Linked DNA regions of Homo sapiens: all the other regions are linked to region 1. The links are chromatin contacts, found by Hi-C or POLR2A ChIA-PET in ENCODE. All regions are on one chromosome and are shown on one strand. The core of a region is the stretch at or near the end of the contact, and the rest is flanking DNA. Distances in the headings are between cores, read along the strand shown. Region 1 overlaps CEP83 (centrosomal protein 83). Region 2 overlaps PLXNC1 (plexin C1). Region 3 holds the start of PLXNC1-AS1 (PLXNC1 antisense RNA 1).

Region 1 (3,623 bases), core at 597-3,096:
TAGGGGTTTGAGGCTGCAGTGCTATGATTGTGCCAATGTATTCCAGCCTGGGCAACAGAGTGAGACCTTGTCTCTAAAAAAAAATTAAAATTAAATTTAAGAATAAAAAATGTGCTGGGGACAAAGAAGGTATTCTAGGTAGAAGGAACAGCATACAAAATGTTATTATATGTATAACATCACATGGTCTGCTCTTAAAACAAGCTAAGCATTACATGTAGAGCACCGGAAGATGTGAAATCTGTGGAGGAATGGCAGGGAATAAACTTTATATACCATACAAAAGGGTTGTTTTTCAGGTTAGCTGTTGAAGGTGGCACAATTAACTAATGCGAATCTGTTGGCTTAAGAAACTGAAGGTAAATAAATCAATTAAGAGGCAAGAAATGAATAAACGGAGGGGGGAAGGAAGAATCAATTGAATCTGGTGACAAAATAGTGTAATGTGTATAGACTGTGTCTGTGTGCGCATGTGCACAAGTATTAGGTAGGGGATTGGGGGCAGGAACAAGTATAAATCATATAAATTCATTTTCCATAGCCCTTCTCTTTGGTAAGGAGCTTCTAAAATTAGATATAGTCATATAATAAGGATTTAATCAATACAAACACAAAGGTTAGATTAACCCATTTTCTGATATATTATCCAAATATATAAAAGTATGGAATCAGAGTAGGAAACTACAAATACATACACATCAAATACAGAAAATGTGAGATGGCAGAAACAGGAAAATAAAAGACAATTTACTTAAGAGTCCAATAAAACCCCATAAATACTGGAGTTGGGAGTCAGACACAAATCAAAAAAAGGTCCTAGAGCCAAAGAGGGCAAGGATAAGAAATAGAAGTGTCTTATTGGAAGATATTCCATCAACAAAAGGTCCTGAAAACGTTTCAAGGAATAGTTTCATGCAAAATCCTCATCCAAAGGAAATAAACAGAAAAGTGAGTACTGCCTTATGTACTGGTAACTACAATAAGACATCCCTCCAAATTAACTCGTAGATTTTTAAATGACCGTACATAAAATGGTGACCCTGTGCTGACATCAGTTTTGCATTTTTATTTATTTATTTTCTGAGACAGAGTCTCGCTCTGTCGCCCAGGCTGGAGTACAGTGGCTTAATCTCAGCTTACTGCAACCTCTGTCTCCTGGGTTCAAGCAAATTCTCTGCCTCAGCCTCCTGAGTAGCTAGGATTACAGGCATGCACCACCACACCTGGCTAAATTTTGTATTTTTAGTAGAGATGGGGTTTCACCATCTTGGCCAGGCTGGTCTTGAACTCCTGACCTCGTGATCCATCCGCCTCGGCCTTCCAAAGTGCTGGGATTACAGGCGTTAAGCCACCACACCTGGCCTGTGGTTTTAATTTCCTTTTGGAAGTTATTTTCTATAAAAGCAAGTTTTATAAAATGATGTTTACATGACAACAGCTGATAATTTGTTTTAATACTTAAACTTTCTGTAGATTGGATTTTACTACATTATAATTTCATGGACAGATAGAATTTAAATTATAAATACTTTAAAATTTTGAAGAAATATGATTACAAAGAAAATCCAATCACTATGACAAATGTAATTATAACCTGCTATTATATACTAACTGTAAAAGGTTAAGAATGACACAGCATTTCATTAACAAACATACTATAGCTGCATGAGGTGGAAAATTAGAGCCATCTTATTTCATAGGAAGTTGATTCATCTCATGGTAAAAGATCTACAAAAACTTATTTCTTATTCATTTCACCCTGAAATTTACTGAAATGAGACGACATTTTTAACTAAACTACAATTATTGAAACTGAAAGAACACCGAATAGGAAGTCAAGCAACAAGTGAGGTCTGTCTTCAGGCCTACTTTTGCTGTTAAACCAGTGGTATATGCTCAAGCAATTTACCTGTCCTCTCTGCATTCAAATGTACTCATTTATGGATCTAAAGTTTTTCTTTATTGCCTTATTTCTATTATCCTAACATCACTGATGCATCACTTATATGAACACTGTTAATTTCCTAAAAATATACTAAAAGGAATTTTACTTAACGTATGAAAATGTATTACCCAGTAATGACAAATAATAGCACTTTTCTATGAGTAATCTGAACCAAATTCCAAATGTTACAGTAAAGTTTCTTTCTGCCCCTAGATCCTTGGTTCTTAATCTTCTTTGTGATCAAGTCCCAAATCCTAGGAAAATTAGGGATTTTTTTTTTAAATAAAATGCTCATGTTAAAATGTTGCATAAAATTTCAAGCAATTCATGGTCTCCTAAAGCTCCACTGGACCAAGTCACCCTGTTCTTCACAGAATGTTTGCCATATAGATTCTGGCCTTTATGTTGTGAATTTGCTTTATGTTTTGACACAATGGAAGTATTCAGATATTACTAACAAAACTTTAATAAATGTCAAAACTGGCAAAACTGGGCATTTTACAGGGGGTCAGTATCTGTTAAAGTACACATACTCACAGAAAGACACACAAGAGCACAGCATAAATAAGCAAGAAATGGAAATATAATTGACAATATGTATTACCTAAGAAGCTCTGGATACAGATTCCAAAGAGATGGTACTTAAATCTTGATCTTTTTCAAAGTTCTGAGATGTAATTACCCAATTAATTTAGGTAAATAAGGACAACTCTGTTGGGTGGCTTTCTTAAAACTACCTTTTATTGGCATTCTGAAAATGAAAAACCTTATGAGGGAACTAGAAGAATTTACCTCACTGAATGTGAAATCTCTTTAAGGTCATCATTTTCAGGCCATCTTTGGTAATACCTTTTAATCCAAGACACTGATACTCACACTGACATAACTTTGTTCTAAAATCTGACAAACATTTATGAATTTGAGTAACTAAGACAAACACACCCCAGGTGTTCCTTTGCACTGCAAACAACCATTTGCTAGAATTGCAAAATGTTGATGAAAACTTCAAGTTGCAAAGAAAACTGTGGCAGTCATGTTTGAAATATTATTTTAAAATCTACCCTTCCAATGGAATCTTTACATACAAGACTTCAAATGAAACTTGGTTTGTTTAAAGTTGAAGGATGGTATTTAATACTCCATTTATATGCAAAATAAGGCAAGTGTGCCTTTAAAAAGACAGGCAACTCTTAGCAATGTGTATTAATAAACAAGCACAGAGAAATAAATACTATACTAGATTGCTGTTCTTTCTTCAGCGGAGTAGGAGAAATCACCTAGGCTCTAACTCTAAGAGGAAAGAGCAATAGGGAAGAGTATATATATATGGAAAAAAAGAAGAAAAATCAGGGTCAGCACACAGGTGAGCTAGGGAGCTCAGGTAAAATGTACTGCATGAAAAGTATTATACTTGGTGGCCCCCCCAAGAGAGAAGCCACAGCAGAAGCCAGCACATCCCATGTCCTATTGCGACATCTGTGGTTCCAATTATTCCAGCAGTGTAGTCTGGCTACTCAGGTCAAGAACAATGTGCTGCAAATACTACGTACTCAATATTATTTCACAAAATTGAAAATAATTTATACTGGAATTGGAAGAAAAGCATGGAAACTCCCCATATCCTGAATTTACTTGTGTTTTGTATCTATTTTTTTGTATACTCTATAGTTATAAGCTT
Region 2 (3,826 bases), core at 923-3,422, 160 kb before region 1:
TAAGTGGAAATAAGGACTAGAAAAATAAAATACTGACTGGGAGTCTGAGGACTTTGGGATAGATCCTCAGTAGAGGATGGAGCAAAAGTAATAGTAAGTCAAGAAAGCAAATATATCTCTACCAGTTTCCCTAGAATATGTCCATTCTTATCCAAATCCAATTTTCCTCCTATTCTTGGCCTGAAGAAATTGAAATGAAGCCATTAAGATATCAGCCTATCTGAGAGTGCATCACTGAAGAATCAGCCTCACTAAGAGTCCTGTGTGACAATGAGATTTTAATTTAATTAGGGCAGTGGCTCAAGTGTTTATGCACTTGACCGTTGCTCTTGTTGATACGCAGGAATTAGAGTGATAGCTTTCAAAAGGAATTATTTCAGAGTAACTAGCTTTGTTTACTAAAATATGGGAGCTATAAGATCTGCTCTGTAAGAAATGTAAATGTATGAGTAATATGCTGTCATGAAGATTTTATAATCTGCAGTATTTGAGAAGTAATAAGATACTGTTGTTGGCTGGCCATCTGGTTATACATACTTGGTGTCATGGTTTGCTTTTTATTTTTTCATTTTTTATTTGTACTGGTGAGAGGCAAAGAATAGGAGTTCAGAGGTGGTGGGTTGTTTTTTTATATATATATAAAAACAAGGAATTTATGTTTAGTTGCTTAACATGGTTAGATTTTGTTTTTGCCTTATGCAGAATAAAAAATGAAAGGTTCATTTTATACTTTCTTTTCCCTTTTTTTTTCAAAAAGTAAAATGGAAACCTCACCCCCAATTTGTCCCCAGATTTAAACTTTTTGCTTGTTTTAAAAATAGTCTCTTTGGCATGAGGAGGAGTCAGACATGAATTAAAACTCTAGAAAGAAAAATCAGCAACAGAAAAGACCTATAGAGATTTCATATTTCATCCTTTCATTCAAAAATATTTATTGAAACCCTAGTATTTGCATATCATGCTGCCAGACACTGAGGGATTTGCTAAAGAAATATTAAAGACCTTCTCCCTTCTTTGAGGAGCTTAGAGCTTACTTGGGGAGAACTGAGATAGACTTATGAAATAGTTAAGTTGTAATTCGAGGCAGCATATGATTAAATACCGAAATATGTACTTCTGACAAGAAATGCTATAGGAGTTCAGAAAAGGGAGTGATAACTCAGTGGCACTACTGTTTTCTGCCTACAAATTGGCAAATTGTAGCACTATTTGTATGAAATATTTTACACTTGTTTTTTTGGCAGCCTTAGGCTTTGACTCCCAGGCAGCATTAAGAGCCAACAAAAATATTTGTACTCCAGTCTCTTCGGAATTGGCTTATTTTTTTTTTTCTTATAGGCAGAGGAAGTGCCTTACACAAACCGGAGTGCCCATGAGAGGCAGGGAGTTTTTGACAGTCATGATCTATTTCAGATACAACCGAAAGAACCAGCTTCGTCATTCTGTTTTTCAATCCAGCAGTGCTTGTCTCTCCGTTGCAAACTCTCTCTGACATTGACAGGCGGTTTAATTTGAACTTAATGTCTTTGACGGATGAGCTAGCCATCAAGGGTCAGATAAATTTATGGCTTTGGAGAATTGCCGATGAAAATCCCCATGGTTATAATGTTGGAGAAGAAACTGACACAGATGTAGTGGGAGGTGGAACACAGATGTGCTTATTGGGAGCAGGGTTCCCCAAATGTCAGAAGCCGGTGACATGCTAAAGGTATTGTGCTTGGGGATGACGTTTAGTGAAACTCACTGACTTCCTGTTCTATTTTTGCCATATTCAAATTAACACAGAGCTCAAAGATGAAGCCATGAGGCCTAAATTCTTAAGAATTGAAAGAGAGAGAGAGTAGAGAAAGGAGAAAAAATAAAACCTTTAGGAAGCCAAATACACTGTTTGGGCCCATCCATTCCTCATTCCGCTCGGATCCCCTCCGGGACTCCCCGTAGCTGAATGTGGTCATCATTTGGTTGCTTTTCAATCTCATGATTCATGTGTTTTCAGTTTCTTTTAAAAATTCACCATCACTGGTTTACCACCCCTGCATTTTAATCTTCAGCCTTGAGGAGGTGTAGTACTAGAAATATTTCGTTCTTTCCTTGATGCTATTCAATGGAATATCTGTGGAGTCCAACACCCTTTGGCGATAACGTGCTGTTGGTATTTGTTCTTCTTGCCAGGTTGGTGCCCCGTCTGGTGAGGCAAGGGTTCCCAAGTTAGTGTGACCTAGAGTGACTGACACATCAAGCAAGCCAGTGATCTCACCACTCAGCTTCTGAGCATCTCTTTATCAAAGTAGTTGGCCCTGGCCACAGCTTAAGACTTATCTGGGTCAGCCTCTGAGCTGGCTGACTTGGGAAAATGGCCCTGGAAAAATGTTTCACCTATATCTTTTGATATAATTTGGTATCTGTCTAAATAAATGGTATGTAGCAGATGGTTATGGAATGTCTTATCAAATTCTTAGGCAGACTCTGCCCTTGAAATTTTTCTATTTAATTATCATACTGCAAAGCACAAAATAGTAACTTTGTTATTATTTTTAAACAAAATCAAGTTACACAATAGGTTGATATTCTGAGAATGAATAGCAAACCTAAAATTTATACAATATGTGAACTCTTCCTTGAGCTGTTCTTTGCTAGGCATTTCTAAAAGGGAGCTCCCTATTTCAGAATCCATGGGAGGATGTGTTTCAGATATATTTGGCGATGTCATCTTGAGAGATGGCTCAGGAGTCGAAGTTCACCATGTTGTCTACATTTGTTCTTTGCTCCTAGACATGATGGAAAAAAATGCTCTGCTGTTTTCTTGTTGCTTTTCATGGTTTTAGCATCATGTTCCTATTCTCGCTCAAATCAATAATCCACTGTACAAGGTCTGGCATTTTGTACTGAAGCCAAGTATAAGAAAGTTTTAACTAATGCACGTATGGGGTCGCTGTTTTAACTAACACACGTATGGGGTCGCTGTTTTGTTGCCTCGTTTTTTTAGGTGCACTTTTCAAGGAGATTGTGTACATTCAGAGAACTTAGAAAACTGGCTGGATATTTCGTCTGGAGCAAAAAAGTGCCCTAAAATTCAGATAATTCGAAGCAGTAAAGAAAAGGTAAGAGGAAAGATTTTAATTTGTCCTCGTTGTATTGTCTCATTTTGCACAGCGGATGCTAAATTTCTTCTGTGTGTAAAATATCCATTAGCAATCAAACATGCTTAGTGATAGCACTCCATTCATTTAGCACTCATTAACGAATATTGAGTGCCCACCAGATGCCATCCACTCTGCAAGGTGCTGGGGATACAGCGGTAACCAAGTCACATCATGGGCCTGCTCTCATGGAGTTTGTCGTCTTGTGGAGCTGAAGATGACCCTCAATGGTTGAACTGGAAGAAAAGTTGGACTTCTAATGTTGTAGAAATACATATTGCTTTTGAAAATAAAGAAAAAAGAGGTTCAGATTCATGGTCAACGAGATACCTTAAAGGTGGCTTAATTGCAGAATTTTGTTTAGTGTAATGGTCCCTTATCCTAATGTGTTGAGGCTTCCCCAGTAACCATCTTATGAACATAGCTTCCAACAGTCTTGGTAGCGATGGAGAGAAGACCAACATGGGCAGTGACCATTGCAAGTGAGGTCCTTTGGAAAGCCAGTGGACCCTTGCTATGGCAGCACCACTCTTGACAACACATCAGTCCTGTCATTGGATGAGAGAAGGGAGCAAGGAGCATATTTAAGCATTTTCAAATGCACACGCCAACCGTGCCCTACGGAAAAAGGGAATTCCTGCCTTGCAGTCTCAGTGGTGCTATAAGGAGGCATTTTCTCCCTAATG
Region 3 (4,188 bases), core at 1,575-4,074, 200 kb before region 1:
TAATCTGTCCCAGAGCCCGAGCTTCTATCCCCCAACTAAACTGCATTAACTCTTACAGAGCTTAGTAGAGTTTGAGAGCTGGTTTTTGTTATATTTCTTTCTAATACTGGGGTATAAGGGTTGATACCAAGATGCAGATGTTTGAGGTTTCATAAGAAGGGGCCGAGAACCCTGTGGTTTAGTTTGTTCCTATTTGGGGATGGCTTCCTGGCAACCCAGCTGAGTGCAGAGCCCGCTCCTCTCTGAGCTGCGCGTAGTCCACGGGGGTCTCTGAATCTCCTTTGGGGCCCCAGCTTTACCCCAGTGGGCTCCTTTGTAGGAAAGGTAGGAATTCTGTATTCAAGTTGCTGTTTTGAATGGTGTCAGCAGTAAAGACTAGTGTCTCCCCGACCTCCCAGGGACTGCAGTAGGGTTCAGGATACAGGAAGCTATATCACATAGCTCTATCCTGTCCCCATATCCAGTCTTGAGGTATTTCCTATGTGCTTGGGCTCAGACTGGTTACCTATGTGGCCCTCTACTCCCACTTAATGGCTTTCTTTTGTTTATTTTTTTTTCTTTTTTGAGCCAAGGTCTGGCTCTGTTGCCCAGGCTGGAGTGCAGTGGTGCAGTCTCGGCTCACTACAACCTCTGTCTCCCAGGCTTAAGCGATCCTCCCACCTCAGCCTCTTGAGTAGCTGGGACTACAGACCTGTGCCCCCACACCTGGCTAATTTTTTTGTATGGACAGGGTTTTGCCATGTTGCCCAGGCTGGTCTCAAACTCCTAGGCTCAAGAGATCCTCCCACCTCGGCCTTCCAAAGAGCTGGGATTACAGGCATGAGCCACTGCACACGGCGCCACTCAGGGATTTCGTTTATTCAAATCACAGCAAAATTAAACCGGTTCCAAAAAGTTCTGTCTGAATTCAAACAGAAGCAAAAACTCTGTACTGCCTAAAGAGTCTGCCTTGACTCTGGTTATTGAAGTTTTTGAATGAATGTCAGAGAAAAAAATCTTTTGTAAAGGCAAGCTGTACTATATACCCAGAAGATGTTCAAATAAGGAATAGGAGAACTTGGGGAACCTAGAACAGGACCTGGGACCGGAAGTGGTGGTGGTGGTGGGGATGACTGAGCTAACAGACCAAAAAGTTAAAACAGGAGGAAGTGTCAAAACTTGGAAGTGGGTTCATTGGTTGGCTGTTTAGGATGTCATGTGAAGCCTGCTTCAAGTTCTCCCCACCTCATTAATTGCAATTTATGAGTTTGCAGGGACTCCCCAGTTTGAAACTTTTAGTCCCATATAATCCACAAATCTAGAACCTGTGGTTCAGACTGTATGCTTCTCTTACTACCTACACTGCAATAAGTAGATTGGAAACAAAAGAGAAATTTGCCTTGATCTTTATATTTCATCTTTGTTACTCCTAACTACTGAGGCACATTAAATACTTACCTTGCTTTCTCCTGTGTGTGCATGTGTGTGTGTGTGCACGCATGCACAGGCATGCACGTGTGTGTATATGTATGCAGGCATGCACGTGCATATGTGTGTGTGAGCTTGTGTGTGTGTATGTGTGGTTTAAGTCTCCTTCCCAGCATTTCTCAGAAACTGCTTATGGAAAAAAATAATAATAAATGAAAGGGTTGGCTTGTTTGCCCTTCAACTGGTTAGCCCCACAGAGTGAGGCATAGGAAATTAAATTTGGCATAAAATATTATAGCTTTTTGAACACCCGTGGCTTTTCCATCTCATGGTAATCGTAAAGAAAAAAAAATAGTTTTTTGTTTAATTTTTCTCCCCCCTCATTTTCCTCACCATGATATCCTTCCTGTGGGTGATCTTGAACCTGTCTTACAATTGTATGGTGTTGAAATCTCCACTCAGTTAATTTCAGCAGTGTAGTTGGGAGTTTTATATGCAACAAAAATCCCAAGGCTCGTTAATAGTCTACCATGAGGCTTCAGGAAGACATCAACAGAAACAATATGTTGACACGAACTGAAATTCTCCATCAGAGAAAATTTGTTTTCTACACAGGCTTCAGCTGGAAAAAGCTGAAGAGCCCTATAAAATCTTGAATGCTAATAGCGTCGTTTTTCATTTAATAAATATCTACTGGGCACCTTGTATGTGCCAGGCACTGTTCTGGGTGCTGAATATACAAAGGTGAACAAAACAGACAATGCCCTTGCTCTGCTGGTGGGAAGAAAAAGACAGAAAACAAGTAAATGGATTAATCAGCGATAAAGACACTTCAGATAGTGCTATGAAGAAAATACAGTGATGGGTAGAGAGTGACAGAGGTGTTCAGCGGAGAAGTGATCAGGGAAGGCTTCTCAGAGGAGGTGATGTTGGAGACTTGAAAGATAAAGGAGTATACAAGCATACACATGGAGAAGGTTCAGATTGACTTCAGATTAGATCTATATTAAGGTCGTATCCTGGAAGATAAAAATCCACATCGTGCCCAAGGATTGTGTGTGTGAATTGGATGAGATTTCTCTTATGCAAAATTCAACCCGTTTTGGGTTTTTGTGACTCATTGTTACTTCCTGCATTGCTTCACTGATCATGTTCTTTTTCCGAGGCTGCCCACCTAAACTGAGCTGAGGAAGGAACGTTTCCCTTGCTCCAGTCTTGCTGGCTTTTGTCTGTGTGTTGATATTCTCCTGAAGTTTGCAATTAGAAAGTCCAAGTGTTCCATTAGTGCCTGTGGGCTGGGGCTCGGGCTAGGTGAGAGATGATATGAACACTGACCTGTCCTTTAGTCATCTGAGAGAGATGAGACTCCAGGGGCCACGGAAGCAGAAATCCCTCACCCCTCTGTGTAGCACATTTGGGACCTTTGTGGTGAAAACTAAAACTTCCTCTTGTCCTGTCCTCAGGATTATGGAGAGCATTGTTTGCATAATCTAGCAAAAAGAAAAACAATTTGACTCACTCACCCTCAAGGATTTTTAAATTTAAATGTTATATATTTATTTTTAAGGTAATACAATGATATTGTTTAAAACTCAAAAGAACCAAGAAAATATTCCGTGAAAGGCACCTGGTCTTGACTTCCAAGGCAACCAATGATAGTAGTTTCATGGGTATCTTTCCAGAGATAGTTTATATCTGTCTACAGGCAAAAGAGTGAAGATATTCTTCCTCCCTTTTGTTGAAACATAAAACACAGTAAACATATATGTTATATATGTAAAAATACCTGTATATGTAAATATGTCTATATTTATAGATATATGTACATATTTCATATAACTTTAAATATAACACAAAGAGCTTTCTAATTATTTTTATAGCTAAATAGTATTTCCTTGTTTGTACTATAGTTTACTTAACCAGTTCCCTATTGCTGGAGATTTAAGTTGTTTTAATCTTTTCTTTATAACATACAATGCTACAATGAATATATGTCATTTCATATATATGTGTGTGTGTGTGTGTGTGTGTGTATATATATATGTGTATATATATATGTGTGTGTGTATATATGTGTGTGTGTGTATATATATGTGTGTGTGTGTATATATATATGTATATATATATATACGTATATATATGTATATATATATACGTATATATATATGTGTGTGTATATATATACATATATATATATATATATATATGTATATATATATGAGGGGCTGCAGGGTCCAAGGGTATGTCCTTTGTAATTTTGATAGATGATGCCAAATTACCTTCTAGAGAGGTCTGGCTTCCACCACTGAGGAAACATACTAATTTAAACCCAGCATCTATGGCTATCAGGACAAGCTTCAGTGCAAGCCACGCTAAGTAGCTTTTTCAGGAAACTGATTGGTAAATCCTGGGCCACAGAACTTTTTGATAACTTGTAAAAAAAGAAAGAAAGAAAAACAAAGAAAGAAAGAGAGAGAGAGGGAGAAAGAAAGAAAGAGAGAGAAAGAAAAAGAAAGAGAGAGAGGTAAGGAAGGAAAGGAAAGGAGAAAGGAAGGGAGAGGAGAGGAGAGGAGAAAGGAAAGGAAAAGCTTCCTTGCCACAATTCAGAGTTCTAGAGAGAATATTGATGCTTCATTTCCAAGGTACCAAGTAAATAAATCAATGTTGCACCCAACTAGATCTTGCTGACCATCTGTATCAATGATGCTCCAAGAGTAAATAAAATAAGCCCCCAATAAAAACTGCAGTGCAGCTCCTAATTTACGTAAAATGGATGAGTGG

What was found. Hi-C counts contacts between places; a loop is a spot of excess contacts on that map. ChIA-PET counts read pairs that join two places held with the same protein, here RNA polymerase II (POLR2A). Pooled maps may share reads with other maps.
Region 2: a loop to region 1 is called in a pooled map, with 9 times the contacts of the local background. The contact joins two enhancer-like sites. A Hi-C loop is called at or near these places in 1 of 37 single-sample maps with no recorded cell type and 12 of 50 pooled maps. POLR2A ChIA-PET finds 5 or more read pairs at or near these places in 2 of 52 experiments (OCI-LY7 and activated T-cell).
Region 3: a pooled map shows a loop between it and region 1 (2.2-fold over the local background). The contact joins the promoter of PLXNC1-AS1 here to the enhancer-like site in region 1. A Hi-C loop is called at or near these places in 8 of 50 pooled maps. POLR2A ChIA-PET finds 5 or more read pairs at or near these places in 3 of 52 experiments (H1, IMR-90 and activated CD8-positive, alpha-beta memory T cell).

Annotation. Positions count from the first base shown.
Region 1 is chr12:94,370,910-94,374,532 of GRCh38, forward strand. The region is part of intron 8 of CEP83 (centrosomal protein 83); the gene reads right to left. Among named protein-coding and RNA genes, the nearest start is that of CEP83, 87 kb to the right of the region's middle. Within about 2 kb of position 1,847, at least 2 of the 41 ENCODE cell types and tissues checked have a DNase peak (open chromatin) inside an H3K27ac peak, as active enhancers do.
Region 2 is chr12:94,206,604-94,210,429 of GRCh38, forward strand. PLXNC1 (plexin C1) reads left to right here. Exons shown (of 31, transcript NM_005761.3): 5 at 2,987-3,101. Among named protein-coding and RNA genes, the nearest start is that of PLXNC1-AS1, 32 kb to the left of the region's middle. RefSeq lists enhancers at 1,126-1,195, 1,846-2,105. Within about 2 kb of position 2,173, at least 12 of the 41 ENCODE cell types and tissues checked have a DNase peak (open chromatin) inside an H3K27ac peak, as active enhancers do.
Region 3 is chr12:94,173,639-94,177,826 of GRCh38, forward strand. PLXNC1-AS1 (PLXNC1 antisense RNA 1) reads right to left here and starts at 2,825. Exons shown (of 2, transcript XR_007063411.1): 1 at 2,743-2,825. All of the region lies in intron 2 of PLXNC1 (plexin C1), which reads left to right.